Regions from separate parts of the Mus musculus genome. Here region 1 is linked to region 2. The links are chromatin loops, found by intact Hi-C in ENCODE. Cell type or tissue: left cerebral cortex. All regions are shown on one strand. Each heading gives the region's core, and the rest is flanking DNA. Links, peaks and the distances in the headings are about the cores only.

The links. Hi-C counts contacts between places; a loop is a spot of excess contacts. Peaks named below come from ENCODE experiments on the same cell type or tissue, not always from the same donor. Only the 100,000 strongest peaks of a DNase experiment are listed, where the experiment ranks them.
Region 1: it touches region 2 in a loop (3-fold over the local background); 13 of 42 quality-filtered maps call a loop at or near these places.

The regions. Positions count from the first base shown.
Region 1 is chr11:34,209,232-34,217,144 of GRCm38, reverse strand. No RefSeq gene overlaps it. Among named protein-coding and RNA genes, the nearest start is that of Foxi1, 5.1 kb to the right of the region's middle. In left cerebral cortex, for the core only: a CTCF peak has its summit at 4,026 (motif pointing right); a DNase peak (open chromatin) is centred at 4,034.
Region 2 is chr11:33,931,021-33,938,933 of GRCm38, reverse strand. It overlaps Gm36395 (a long non-coding RNA gene), which reads right to left and starts at 6,806. Exons shown (of 2, transcript XR_381158.3): 1 at 4,600-6,806; 2 at 979-1,127. It also overlaps a transcript of Kcnip1 not described here. In left cerebral cortex, for the core only: a CTCF peak has its summit at 4,462 (motif pointing left); no DNase peak of the experiment used is centred there.

The sequences.
Region 1 (7,913 bases), core at 2,813-5,312, 280 kb before region 2:
GGAAGAAAGGGATTATTTTACCCTTCGCTACCAGACCACAGTCTATCTCTAAAGGGAGAAAAACAGGAAATCAAACAGGAACCCAGGGTAGGAACTCAACCAAAGACTGCTGTTTTAATGGTTTGCTCTTCATGGTTCCCTCATCCTGCTTTACGATACAACCCAGAACCTACCTGCCCAGAGGTGAGACCACCGCCAGTAAGCTGGGTACTCCACTATCAATCATTAATAAAGAAAATAGTAAATAAATTTGCTTATCGGTCAGTCTGCCTGAGGCATTTACTCAATTGAAGCTCCCCCTTCCCACATGATTCTACTCTTGTCGAGTTGAAGCAAACAAACAAACAAACAAACAACAATAAGCAGCACCACCCAACTGAAGGTAGCTTAGCCCATAGCCCTTCTGCCTCTTAGGGGAAAAGCCCCTGAGAAACGAAAGGGCATGAATGGGGAAATAGAGACTCAGGATCCCTGGTTCTTGAAGAAATGCAATCAGAAACTTTGGGGAATGGTCCTGACCTTGCTAAGCCCAATTTCTTCTTTGTGGTGGGTGCCAAGACTAGATGGATATAAGGTAGTCAGAGGGTCTGGGAGCAAGCAGTGGGAGTCAGCCCCTGACAATGGGAGGATCTCACTCGGTTCTTAACAAGCACTAGGTCCTGCCTGGTAGTTGCCGTGGCCAGAGTTGGAAATGGCACCCTTGCTGCCTTCCCTGCTTTTCTGCCTGCATCCTAAAGAGGCATAGTCACCTCTTGGTGTCTGCAAAAGTTGGCTTCAGGACCATAATACTAAAAGACACAGATGCAAGGACCGTGATATAGCCGTCTCTTGTGAGACTAGGCTGGGGCCTAACAAACACAGAAGTGGATGCTCACAGTCAACTATTGGATGGATCACAGGGCCCCCAATGGAGGAGCTAGAGAAAGTATCCAAGGAGCTAAAGACATCTGCAACCCTGTAGGTGCAACAACATTATGAACTAACCAGTACCCTGGAGCTCTTGACTCTAGCTGCATATGTATCAAAAGATGGCCTAGTCGGACATCACTGGAAAGAGAGGCCCACTGGACAGGCAAACTTTATATGCCCCAGTACAGGGGAACACCAGGGCTAAAAAATGGGAATGGGTGGATAGGGGAGTGGGGGTGGGTGTAGGAGGCTTTTGGGATAGCATTGGAAATGTAATTGAGGAAAATACGTAATAAAAAAAATAAGAGGAAAAAAAAAAAGACACAGATGCTTAAGTAGGCCTAGTGTAAAATGCCATAGCATTTGCATATAATAAACACTCTTACACATATCAAATGATTTCCAGATCCTTTGTAATGCCTGTAAATTCTACAGAAAGGGTTGTTATACATTTCACTTTAGGAATTATAAGAAAAAGCTACATATAATCAGGCACGACTTTCTTCTGAATATTTTGATCCATGGGAGGTTGACTCCACAGATGGGGAATTTCAGATATGAAGGGATGGCTACCTGCTTGGGTGCTGACATTATCATTGTGCATATGACTGTTGGTAGCTGTGTTGCTGAAACCCCACATACATAGACACATAGAACCCCCAACCCTAACTTCTCTACAGGTGGTTTAAGCAAAGATATTTTCCAGAGACCACTGAGAAGGATGGGCTGCAACTCAGACACTGAGGAGAAAGGAAGAATTGGTCCTGCTCAGAAGTACCCAAGCGCATGCATCCAGATTCAACTACTCCAATACCCCCAGGCATGCAGGCATCTGTAGCCGATGCTACAGATACAGCACTATCCAGGGAAGCCTCTGGAAGCAAAGGTAAGGACCCAATAATCACTGCATCATTAGGAAGCAGATACAGATTGTCTTTGGTCCAGCTGTACTGTCTTGCTCCATTCCATTGGCCAAAGCAGAGGATTGCAGAGGTCACAGACCCGGAATAACTTTACGTTCCCTTCCCCAGAGGAAAGCTAATTGAGCAAGTGGCCCATGGCGAGTTTCCCATCACAGGACTTGTAGCCAATCTGAAATTTAGGCTAAAGAATTGGAATACTCAGCACCCAGCACCTCACAGATATGGACACGTGGCACTTAACAATCAGGGTGCATTCCAAAAACCACATGGGAGATTTTGTCACTGTGCAAATCTCATGAGTGAGCTTGTCACAACCCTAAATGGCCTGGCCCAATCACTCCAGATGGCTCTTGTCACAATGGAGGGACAACAGAGGGAGAGAAAGTGGCCAACATATAGGAGATTGCTGCTGGTGTCACAGTGCACACTGCTTTACAGTTAATGTTGTATAAGGAAGAGTGCACTGTGTAATCGTGGATACAGGCACAGCATGGTACAGTACATAAACATAACAAGGTCGTTTACCATTGAGTATTATGTGCTGTACATACTGTGGGTAATATTTGCTCAGATGACAGGCAGAGCTCTGTATGTATACCCACCACACAAACACACAGGGCATGTGTCTCTCTGGCATTATCTCAGCTATAAGACATAGGTAGGCTGGAGGGATTCTCAGCTCCACTGTAGCCTATGGAGTTGCCGCTGTGTGTGGGATACGAATCACATCCTTGACCAGAAGGCATTATGTGATGTGTGACTGTATTCTGTACATACACATACCTTAGCTTCCTCTGCAAATTACCATTGGCTCATGTTAGTGATGGTTTGGGAAGGTGACTATTTGGGGAGAGGAGTGAGGCCCAGGTTGAGTGTCTGTTGGAGCGTAAGGTACCAGCTTCAATCTAGCATTTCTTTCCCAAGGGGTTCTCCTCAGAGTTGGCTTTAGATCAAAGAGTATGGATTAGGTCAAGAGCAGAGGGATAGTGATGATGATGTAAAGTGATGATGTAAAGGGGAAGGAGGAGGAGGGGGAGTGGAAGAGGAGGAAGAAGAGGAAGGAGATGGGGGCGGAGGAGAAGAGAGGAAAGGAGGATGGGAGGAGGGGAGGGGAGAGGAGAGAGAAGAAGAGGGGAAGTAGGGGGAAAAAGGGAGGAGGAGGGGGAAGAGGGAGGGGAGGAGGGGGAGGAGGGAGAGGAGGAGGGGGAGGAGGGAGAGGAGGAGGGGGAGGAGGGAGAGGAGGAGGGGGAGGAGGACAGAGAAGGCAAGATTGGAGCAGGAACTTTAGGCTCCTCTTGAAAAAGAAATTTGAAGCCCGCCAAACTCCCAGAGCAGACAGCATTCCACCTTGTATAGTGATTTATATTACTTCATCTCTTTAGAGTTTGTAATTGCAATCCTTTTGGTAGTCAGGGTTCATAGCCCAAACCCTTATAAGAAGCAGCACAATTGACCATGCTGGGTTTTTTTTTTTCTTATATTTGACTCTTAATAACTCCAGTGAGAAAATTGTTGTGGGGGGAGTTATTTTATGTCTGCTTATGAAATTGGGTGAGTTCGGGCCCAGAACAGTACTCGATCTAAAGAACTTGTATTAACTACTCATAGCAGATGGTACTTACAACTGATGGTCCGGTTCCAGGAGATTCCCAGAATTTAATCTTTAAGCTAACCACATTTAAAATAAAAAAGCAACAATTGAAAGACATACTAAATAAGCCAAACAGCACCAACACAGTCACCCCAGGTGAGGTGTAAGTCTTAGGAGCTCTATGAAGACAGCCAAGCCCAAGCAAGTCATGGGCAGAATGATTTCTGTTCATGTGTGGCCTCTTAGGCTGTGTTACTTCCTTCAGTCTTTGCAGCAGATTCTAGGAATGAGAAATTGGAAGCTCTGAAGCTAAACAGCACCAAGACACTCAGAAAACACAACCATAGGAATATAATTCAGCAATCTAAACATGGCCGGCTGCCTCCTATAGACTCCACTTCATTCCAACCAAGTACTTACTATGCCACGGCAAAGAGACAAGGGATTTTTTTCCCTAAAGGGTGTGATTCATTAATAAAATGTTCTTTGTCTTGTCCTGTGACCACCACACGTTCACTTGAGTCTCCTGCCCTTACTTAAACCATTGGTCTGTCCTAAAACTTCCATTCAAGAATCTCTTGCCTGCTTTTAAAGAAAAGACCGCCAGAGGGCGGTATTGACCTATATTTCTTCCTAAACTCATTAGCCACCAGAAAACAGAGAACACCAAGGTAACCCTCAGCATGGTGAACACCCCAGCTAGACTTCCACCAACCCCTCCCTGGGGCACAGACATCGTCCCTGCACCCAGTCCCCAAATACCTCAGACATGGCTCTTGTGAGTGTTGCTAATTAGGCAGGGTAGAAGAACCAGGCAAGAGCTGGTTGTCTCTCTAGGGAGCCATTTGTAGAGAGGAGGCAAGCACCGAGACTGTATTCTATCTTGTTGCAGATGAGAAAACTATAATGCAATGACTTTAAACTAGTTCTTTCTGGGATTTCCCCCATCACAGCCCGATTCTACACCAAGAATCTCTTCAAAACCTAGGATGCTATTTGTGTTTCATGTGTCGAAAGGAGGACAAGCCCTCAGAGCCCCCACCAAAGGCCAATGCAGAGGACAGGTAAAGTGTGAGCCTCTGCTACTGTAACCATAGCTGGTGGGACATCAGCATCTCCCATTACCTAAAGCTCCTGCATCCCAAATGAGAACTTGACTTTACTGTGTCTGCATCCCCGCTGTGTAGTCCTGAAGCAGCACTTAGAAGTGGCTGGATTTCTTCACTTTACCCATGAAGAAAATGAGGCCCAGAACCATTAGTCTGCAATCTAAGGCATCGTAATTATCTTAGGAGTAAGAGGGAAACTCAAAGTCTAGTGACAAAGCCTGGCCTCTCTGCTCCCTGTCTGTGCTGCATGTGACCCACTGTTGACCCCCAGTGCACAGGTCAGTTCTCACCTGTTTGGTTTTCTCTGCCTTTATGGTTATTCACCTGCCCTGTGCCTTTGTACCATGCTCTAAGCAAGAGAACCAAATGCTCATTTCACAATGTGATCCAGAGAATTAAGTGAACCATTGTTTGTGAAAATCCCTAGTAGTGAGGTTCATCCTTTTGGTAGGTAAGCTGATATCAGATCTCTAAAAATGCATGACTGTCCCATGGGTAGGTACTGTGAGGTCTTCTTTCTGCAAAGCATGAGACTTCTGGACCAGTAAGGACAGCAGTTGAATGCTGGGAAGACACTCCAGAAACAGTGACAGACCCTTCCTCTTTCCCTCCAGCGGCATTACACCCAAATGGCAGAGCAAATAGAGGAAGACATAATGTTAGCCTTCTCCCCAGAGCGTCCTCCCGTGTCATTGCCTGGCCTCCGGGACAGAGCATCTATCATTCTCAGGACCTGTCCTTTTGATAGCTCCCAGGCTCTGAGCTTCATGTGTGTCACGTGTCTTCTCCTTCACTAGCCTGGATGTGGATACTATTTGTGTCTCTGCTTTATAGATAAACAAAGCGAGATCTTGTAAGATTAGGAAACTTGGCCAAGACCTCACAACTACCAAATGGCGACACCAGATCCAATCCCAAAGCCCGTGTTTGTAATGCTCTATTGTCTTGTCCCTGGCCTGCCACATGGCTTAGAACATGTGAGCTTTTACAGTCAAGAAGGTGTCTCCCTGTACTATGTTAAATGAACTGCTGTCAGAGCCTTCCCTGGGATGGCTCAAACCTACTCCTTAATCTTCTACTTATGTGTTTGTCTGCTTGCTTATTCCTATAATTAACCTGCACGTGTTTCCTCAGATTTGAATTTCACTTCGGGGATATTTAAAGAGTCTAAAACTTCATCAACAAATAAGTCATTTGAGTCTTTACTCAGAAGTCCCTGGTCTGGTCAGGCAACTCCTGCTGTCCATCTCCAGTGTCTGAGGCAGGGTTCATGAGAATCTGAAATGGACTCCCCTGGTCTAAGGGCTCACCCTGTGATGAAACTCAGGCATCAAGGTGCTACAATTCGCACCCTCAGCCCTCTGATAAGACTTCCTCAGATCAGACAGGCTTTCTTGGATGTCCTGGGGGAAAACCAGAACCATGTGTAACTAAGGAGACTCAGATGTGCCTGCTTCTATAACTGTCTCCCAGCCAGAAGACCCCTAAAAGGAGTCTGTTCGTTTGACAATATCTGTGTGAACTGTGACAACGAATATGTCCCCTTATTTCTTTCATTGTAATTCTTGTCCCTCTTCCCCTGGCCCTTGACTGCTAAAAGCTACCAATTAGCATGCAAGGTACAAGCTCTGGGAGGGCCCAACTGTGTATATGAAGTCCGTAGGGACTATAGCATAATATCTATCATTGCCTGTCTGCACTGTGTAAAATGATTTACTTCATACCATGTTGTGGGCTAAGTACTGGCTTTTCCTCCATTTCACCTGAGAAAATTGAAGAAAGAAAACCCAAGTCACTTGTTAAGGACAAGAGAGATTGACTGGCAGCTCCTTCAGGGCTCAGAACTTGGGTTGGCTTCTTTATGGTGTGTGTGTGTGTGTGTGTGTGTGTGTGTGTTTGTGTGTGTGTGTGTGTGTGTGCCCATAGAGACCTAAAGAGGCAATTGATTCCATGGAACTGGAACTACAGGCAGTCATGAGTTGCCTAATATGGGTGCTGGGAACCGAACTTGGGTTCTCTGAAGACCAGCCAACTCTGCCAACTGCTGAGCCATGCCTCCAGCCCAGACCTTTTATGTTTCACCCCCAAAGCAAAGTGCGGCATGCTTGCTTTTCTCTGACCACTTAAATTAGAAACTACAAAAACGAAGAAAATCTCCCATCTGAAAAAAATGTATCTTACATTTGTGAATGTATACATGACTATGAGTATGGTTTTATTTTTCAAAACATGCTTTTGAAGCCCATTTCTCCAACTTTCATTAAAACACAGCTATCTCCCCATGCCACTAATATTCAGTTGTTCTAGCATCTATTTTTCATAACTGCATAAGACCACATCAGTTGGAGGAGGCTCTGCTTGACTAACCAAGCCCTCATTACTGGCCACTGGGTTAGCTGCGGTTTGTTATGGACAGGCAACACCATGGAAGAAACCCAGTACCACCTCTTTGCTCTGTCTTGTTCTGGAAGATGAACCCTGAGAAGTGGACTTGCAAGGTTAATTGCACAGCTTTGTGTCCACGCTGTTGGGATTCCCATGGGGTGTATTTTTAAAAATCCAGGGCTCCACCCTCAGCAAGGACGATTTCTGTCTGTTGAACATGCTGTCTGTTGATTCAACGTTCTGAACAAACCATGCCAAGCTTACTTACTTTGAACCTCAGGGAACCTTTAGACACTCCTAGTGAGGTTCTTTTCCTGTCCATGATGGGACACGTAGCTCCTTGGAATCTAGAGAAACTCCTCCTACACAATTACCTGGATGTCCTCACCAGGCACCCAGACACGGCAAATGAAAGCAATTCTGTGGCGCGTGTGTTCATTATGTGACCTGGCACAACTGTCCAGGCGGAAGAGCAGAATTTGAAGTCCTAGGCAGACACCCTCTCTTGGTGCCATCATCTTCTTCAGCCTCAAAGAGACATAGTGTCTGAGGGAAGCAAGAAGATGTGGACTCAGGAGAAGAAAGTAGAGGCTGGAAGGCAGAGAGAGTTATAGACAGCTCAGATGCCTTCTCTTCCACCTGCTGCATCAGAGGTGGTTCAGCCATTACCAGAACCTCATCAGGAAAGAGCATCCTGGAGGAAGACCTCCAGGCACTGACACATGCTCAGAGCCTGGTGTGTGTGTAAAGCAGAGAGAGAGGTTGGGATAAGCCACCTTTAAGCTGGGATCTATGTGGAGCCCCAAGAGAAAACTGGCCTTGGCTAAGCAGCAATGGGAAGCGGGGCCTGCTTGTAAGCACTGTCTCTGAGACTAAAAGACAGGAGAAGGACGAGAGCAGCCGGTGTGTGTGTGTGTGTGTGTGTGTGTGTGTGTGTGCTTGCATTGCCTAGCTCCGCATTGCCTAGCTCCCTCAGTGCCAGGGGTCTCTGCACAA
Region 2 (7,913 bases), core at 3,132-5,631:
AAAGAACAAAAGGGCACCAGCAGCTGCTGATGTTACCTGGTTAAATGAAGTCAACTTGAAATCCCAGCAGAGGCCATCAACCAGAGGAAGAGTGGAGAGGGGGAAGGGCAGAGCTTATGAAGGAAGGCTGGAGAAAGGGCTGTGAGTGGCTTATGGAAGTTCCCTACCCCTGAGGCCTGGCTTAGAGCAGGGCTGTGTGGTGTAGGAGCTGTTTATTAACCCTTAGGGAATCTCTACAATTTAGCCTGTAATCTGCTTCCCTCCCCCTTCCCCCTCCAAACACCTACTGAGTATATGCTCTTTGTCAAATAATTCCCCAGGAGTCAAGTAGCCTGGATTTTTGAGAGTATAAACAGACTTATTCAGCAACCCACACAGAACAGGTAGAAAACACCTGTCAGAACCACATTAATGTTCTGAAGTCACTCTCTCCCCCCCACCCCCCAACACACACATACACCCTTCATAGCAGCCAGACAAAAAGCAAGTGGTTGCCCACCCAGTGAAGGCCTTCTTTCCCTCTCGGCCTGCAGAGAGCATTATAGGGAAAATTTTTCAGATAGTTGTTTTGTTTTTTGTTTTTTGTTTTTGTTTTGTTTTGTTTTGTTTTTGGTTTTCAAGACAGGGTTTCTCTGTGTAGCCCTGGCTGTCCTGGAACTCACTTTGTAGACCAGGCTGGCCTCAAACTCAGAAATCCACCTGCCTCTGCCTCCCGAATGTTGGGATGAAAGGCGTTAGCCACCACTGCCCGGCATTGCAGATAGTTTTGTTTCATTCTATTTGGTTGGCTTTTTTGGAAACAAAAAATATTTTAAATGCCTTCTGGTTTTGCACAATGCCTTCCTGTCCCTGCAACCCTTGTCAAAGGGTCTCCACTGAAAATCGAAGAAAAAGGGCAAGATAAAAGAAGTGGAAAGATTCTGTGGGTTCTGGGTCTCTGTGTGGGTGATAAAAAGAAGGCGAGGTACAGTCCAGACGGGCAGCAGTCTACATGCCCTGTAATGGCTCATTACTGGAACACCTAAGCTCCGGAGGCCACCAGCAACACATGCGCCTTGAGCATTTGCAGTTAGGAGTGTTTTCACTCAGGGGCCTACGGCATCTCCTCTGGTCACAGGCTGCAGGCCCTGTGGGTGGAAAGAGAGATTACTGGAGTGGGTGGACCTTCCAAGCTGCGGAAACAAGAGGAACATGGCAGAAGACACTGTTTGAGGCACCCAGCAATCTTCACCCGTTCCATCTCAACCTGGTTACTGAGGCAGTCAAGGTCGCATGGGCAGTAAGAGGAGGATCTGCGTTGTAACCTGAGCCACCCTGGCCACCACTGCATCTCCTAGACTGGCAGTATCACACTTGGATGCACCAGCACTCACACCTTGGTTAGCCAGGGCTTGGTTGTAGGTACACTCAGATTCAGGTGGAGACTCACTCCCTAGGCCCTGCTGTCTGGGGCCTTGAGACCTCGCAATGCTCATCCCAGGCCTTGGGCTGCTCAGCCCCCATCACTCAGGGGAAAGAACCTAGGAGCAAGCTGGCAGGGGACAAGTTCCAGGCATGAGCTCAGGTGACAGGACCAACCCATGTTCCCTCCTCACTGTGCTACTGACCAGCCTGCCAGGCTCTATGTGATGGGCATACAGGGGAGGGGCTGGCATCCCTGCTAGGATCCTTTCACTTTGCCCTTTGGGGTCTTTAAAAAGAGTGTTAGTCGCGGAGCTGAGGGAATGGTGACGGATTAAAATGCCCTTTTATTGTGCCTTAATAATTCCACCTGAAAGTGGAAAAAATAATATATCCTCCTCTGGACTGAGGAGGCTTCAGGGCATATTCAGAAAGCACTTTGAGTAGTAACTGGGGCATCAGACTCACTCCAGTGCAAGGGGGACAGAGACAAAGCTTTGCTAGCCCTGTATGTCCAACTTCTTTCTTTCCTTCCTCCATTTGAGCCCTTTCTTCTTCTCTCCTCTTCTCCTCTCCCCCTACCTCTTCTGTGTACGTGTGCTGGGGATGGAGACCAGGGCCTTGTGCATCAAGTTTTAAAAGCCAGTTTTGCCAATATCTGTATTTAACTATCTGCTGGTTTTAAAGAATTTGTCCTATGTTCCAGAGTAGCCACAGAGAGTTCAAATACATGAGAGGTCCACAAGCTCCCACCAGTGTCCCTGCTTTGCCAACCGGCTCAGTGTATGGTGACCAGGGTCCTTCTCAAGGTGACTATGGGCACCACACAGGGGTACTTGTATGTCATACTTACACCCTGAAAAGTGATGGGAAAGCTGGCTATTTTTTTTCTTTCTTTCTTTTTTAGCTCATCTCTCTGGGCCAATTAAAAACCCAGCATTTTAATAGGCCCAGTGGAGAGACACTGCAGCCGTTTCCCCAGGCTGAGCTTGAAGCTCAAGGGTCAGGGCTGGATTAATAAGGCTGCTATAAATGCCAACAGTGTCCCACATCTCATGGGCAAAGTGCTCTGGTTTGGGAGGAAGGGAAATTCAATTATAATGGGAAGCTACGGCATATCCAGACCACGATGAGCAGGGAGAGGCTAATGGTGCCCGGGGCATGTGCCAGTGGGTTTGGGGTTGGCTAAGTGTTGCCCAGCACACAAGTGATACAGGACCCACTGTGGGCAGATGTCACTTCCCAGTTATGCCTTTTTCCACTGAGTGTGTATGTGTGTTGTTCCTGTGTGTTCTTATATACACGGGTATAGAGGCTGTAAGTTGGCTTTGAGGGGAGTCTTCCTTAGTCACTCGCCACCTTATTTGCTGAAGCAGGGTCTCTAGCTGAACCCTGAGCCCACCAACTCAGCTGTAGGACTCTCTGTAACTTCTCAAGTGCTGCCATCATTGGCAAACCATGTTTGCCGAGTTTTATGAGGGTGCTAGGGATCAAGCTTTGGTTCCCTTGCTTGCTTGGCAAGTGTGTTATCCACCGCACTGTTGCCATCAGGAACCACATCTGGGTCTGCCAGGTTTTCCCTCAGAGCCAATGTGATGGTCACGGCCCTCCAAAGAGACTCATGCCTTTGGTCACAGATAATGGAGGAGCCTATTGCGTCTGTGAGAAGCAAGGGCAACTCCAGAGCCCTGGGGAAGCACCAAGATGTGACAAATGGCCAAGAAGAAGGTGGCAGTGAGCTCTTTCTGCTCCCCACAGGCCTGCTGTTTCCCTACACTTCTTACCTCCTCCCTGGGGCTAAACTATGAAGCCCATTTCACATGGTAGGAAAGCGAGGTGCAAGGGGGAAGGGAAACAGCCATACAGCCTCTATTCAAGCCCAGGCTTTGGGACTTCAGAGACCAGGTTCTCAGTCACAGGGCAGATAGCCTAGGAGGAGTCAGTGTATGTTTTCTTTCCCTCCCCCTCTCCTCCCCCCTTCACCCCCCCCCCCTTTGTGGGTGTATCTTTGTGTCTGTGCAGGGTGGTGACTCTGCCTCAGCTTAAGATCAGCACTCCTGGAAGGCTTCCAGAAGGAGGTGTTCTAGAGGAGGCCTAAAGGAAAGCCCCCACGTATGGGTTAAGGAATTCAGACTCCATCAATCTTTTATAAGCTGAGGTGACAATCAGGTTCTTAAGAAGCCAACACTCAGGACTACCCAATAAGCAATTACTGTGTTCCAGATGACTTCTAGAGCACGGAGAGCTTTAAAAACTGACCTAACATGTAATCAATCCCTGGTTTCTCCCAACTTCAGCCAAGGGAGACAGAAGAAATATGGATTATTAAAAATAAATAAATAATATCTGATGGCAGTGTCAGTTAACAAATACCAAGTATCAAACGCCAGGTATCAGAGGAGCTTACAGGCGCTCTGAATAGCCAGGATAAGCTCCATGGCAGGTGGGTCTTAGGGAGAATAGTAGTGTCTGAGTGTCAGAACCCATCTCTCCCCCCTGGGGGGCCTTGTCCTTAGTTGAGAGTTGGTCCATGGGAGACACTGGGTTATGCTTATTGGATGAACTTGGGCAAGATGTACAGGAAAGGACAAATGGCTGAGGTGAGTTATGACAGGGGAAACGGGCCTAGGAATGGCTAGCCTCTAACCAACCACCGCGTGCAGTTTACTAGACCCAGCCCTGCCAGCCAGATTCGTCTTTCCGTTGTTAGCTTTCTGGGGTTACACATGAGTTGGCTAAGCAAGTAGACTCTGTCCAGGGGGGCAGCAGAAGAAAAAGGATGGGAGACAGCTTTAGGGAAAATAAAGGCGCCCTAGAGTGCCAAGTCAGTTTGTGGAGGGCAGGTTGGGGAAAGATTGATCTAGTGAGCATCTAGGGAGCGAAGGCCAGCGCTGGGGTGGGAGCCTACTGCTCAAGTGTTCAAACACTTTGATTTAGAAATTTGATTTCTGAACTATTGTTTCGAGTAGATGACAGATCTAGCGTGAGAAAAGAAAGAACAGACAAATGGAAATACTTCCCAGCACCAAGGCTGCTTTCTAGAATCGGGAGAACCAGAGCGCAGCGCCCTCTAGTGGCACAGCGCTGATGGGCTAGCCTGCCCCAGCCTGCCCCAGCCTGCCCGCATCCTTTCTCCCTTGGCTCTCTTAGGAACTACAGAGCTGTTTCCTCTCTAATGCTTTCTGCTCATCCACTCACAGGAACATGGCTTAGTGCTTCCCAACTCTCCCCTTCCTGGTGAGATGTCCCGATCACCCTAGGTAAACATTCCTTCACCCCGATTTACGTCGCACCCCCACACATCCCTTAGCTCTGTACATAGCAAGCACCCACACAGCCCTCTACCCCTTTATGACCCCTGTACATTCCATGCACTTCACACAGCACCTTCACACACCTCATTCTGCACCCCACACTGCCATTTAGTACCCACACAGCCCTCCACACCGCCATAATGCTTGCATGCTCCACACATTTCACACAGCACCCCACAGTTCCCACAGTCCACACAGCACCCACACAACCACACACATGGACCCCCCACACCCACGAACCCTACACAGCACCCGTGCAGATCTCCACACCACCATAACCCTTGCACACTTTACACCTCCAGTCCTAACACCCCACACTGTCCCCCATACACACGCCACAGCCCCAAATGCCCACCCAGGTTTACCTTCCTCTTCTGAGCAGCATTAAACACAGTCGACATTTTCTGACAGTAACGTTCCCTTGTTCTTGAGGGATGCATCAAATGATTCCCAAGAGATGCTGCCAGGAAGCATACAGAATACAGACCTTCGCAGGGTCCTGTATACGCATGCCTGTGACACTGTTCAACTTAAATGAGAGATTACCAAAAATGACATAACATAGGAGACCTCAGCAAACCCATTGTTATTTTTTTTCCTTTTTTATTAAGAATTTTCGCCGGGCAGTGATGGCGCATGCCTTTAATCCCAGCACTTGGGAGGCAGAGGCAGGTGGATTTCTGAGCTGGAGGCCAGCCTGGTCTACAGAGTGAGTTCCAGGACAGCTAAGGCTACACAGAGAAACCCTTTCTTGGAAAACCATAAAAAAATAAAAGAAAATAAAAAGATTTTCACCTCTGCACATAAAGAGAAGATGATAAACACCGTGTCTGAATTACTAGTGTTGCTTCTCTGAGGCCATTCATTAGTTGAGTAAGGGTTACTTAACAAGCCATACCAGAACAAGATATCTGAAAGCAAGATGAAGACAGCTAACTAGTAGGCCAGTGTGCTGATTAATTCGGATCAAACAGATAACTAGTAGGTCAGTGTGCTGATTAGTTTGAATCAAACAGATAACTAGTAGGTCAGTGTGTTAATTAGTTTGGATCAACTTGACACAAGCTCTGACCATCTTGGCAAGTCTGTGGGGGCATTTTCATGACTAAAGATGGAGGTGGGGAAAGCCCGTCCCACCGAGGGTGGGGCCACCTTGGGCAGATGGTTCTGGGTTATATAAGAACTCAAACCGAGCAAACCGTAGAAAGTGAGCCAGGAAGCAGCACTCTTCCGTGGCCTGTGAGTTGACTCCTGACTCCAGGTTCCTGCCTGGCTTGAGTCTCTCTGCCTTGGCGTCTCTCAGGGATGGGCTATGAGGGGACACATTCTGTCCTCACCAAGTTTCTTTCAGCTGTGGTGTTTTATTACAGCAATAGAAACCTCAATATAACATTTGGCAGCATACCGTGTGGATACACTCGACAAAGAAATGACTCATCTCGGAGTAGAAAAGCACAAAACCCTCTTCCCGTTCCTCAGAATACGGCATGGTTTAATGCTAATGTTCCTAGACTCCCAGATTGCTTAGCGAAGACCATGGCTCCCTACTCTCCTGCAGACCTGCACCTGCCTGGACTGGATGGGAACAGAAGGCAGGGCTGCAACGGCCACTTCAGCCTGATCATGCCTTGCCTTGTCTCTCAATGGGGTCATTTCCTCTCATTATGAAACCTTTCTAAACATAGCTATGTGCAATTAAAATGTCACAGCGCTTACGATGCAGCTGTGCCATTATAGACAGGATCCTAAAGTCAGGCAGACGAGGTGGCTTCAACTCCCGACTGCTTGTCCATGTCTCTGTCTCCCGGCATGTGACCCTTGGCTTATCTGAGCTTCAGAATATTTGTAAGATGGGGTTAATAATGACTCTGGCAATGTTGCCAGATCTCGTGGAAGATGCAAGTTAACCTAAGAGCTGTTGAAAAGCCAGAAAACATTGCTCAGTTAGTCCTGCTGTAATCACATAGGCGAAGACACCGGTAAATCAAGGGTGATGCTGGCAAAGAAACAGAGCAGGGGTGGAGGGCAGCTCTGTGATCTCTCCACCCCATCTCAGCCCCGCCCCCAGCTCTGTGATCTCACTACCCCATCTCAGCCCCGCCCCCAGCTCTGTGATCTCACTACCCCATCTCAGCCCCGCCCCCCAGCTCTGTGATCTCACCACCCCATCTCAGCCCCGCCCCCAGCTCTGTGTTTTCTCCACCCCATCTCAGCCCCGCCCCCAGCTCTGTGATCTCACCACCCCATCTCAGCCCCGCCCCCAGCTCTGTGATCTCTCCACCCCATCTCAGTCCTGCCCCCCATTCAGAATTACCAAAGTGCTGCTGTTGCTTTGACTTCCGTTTCTATGCCTGCAGGATTGAAGTCCAAACAGATTTTAAACTTTTTTGGACTTTCCTAGAAGAGGAAAACCTGTTAAAGAGAGAGAGAGAGAGACAGAGGACTAGAATGTGTGCATATGTGATGTATGAACACGCATGTGTGTGTGTGTGTTTAAGAGAGAGAAGAGGGATGGTAGACGAAGGGAGAAGCAGGGAGAGAGAAAGAGAAAGACAGACAGACCAACAGATAGAGACAGAGAGAGATCATTATTTATAATTTCCTATCACAGTGTACTTGAACCCTTGAACTGAGAGTGTGGTGTGCGTCCTTGAAATAGAACTCACTGTGGCTCTGACTTGTGTGTGTGTGGTTGACAGGTAGGGAGTAGAAATGAGGTGAATCTCTGATTAGGGCTTCTGGCTACCTAGCAGGTGCTCAGAAAATACTTTTGAATGACACACTGCATCTCTGCCTATGGTTGCGGCGTGTAAATATTCTTTCTTTACCAAAACGTGATGTGGTCTTTCACCTGATATCATCTTTGCCCTTTCTTCCTGAGCAGATACTGGTGGTAGTGGGCAAGCCATGTGTGCTTTCTGTTGTCCTTCTGCCTGCCAAATGAGCAGCTTCAGGAAATCTGGGAAGGAGGCGCTCTCACTAACGTGTGCCTATTTTTGTATTTACTGTATTTTCTTAACTAATGTCCATCATTGATTCTCAGACACAAAGTCACTGACTGAGGATATTTGCTAGTCATGGAGACTAACGTATCGATGGCGACATTTAGCAGTGATCCTCAGAGATGCTAAAGTAGCTCCGCTTACTTACCTACTACGTCCTGTTGCCACGGCTGACAACATCCCCAAACTACCCAGA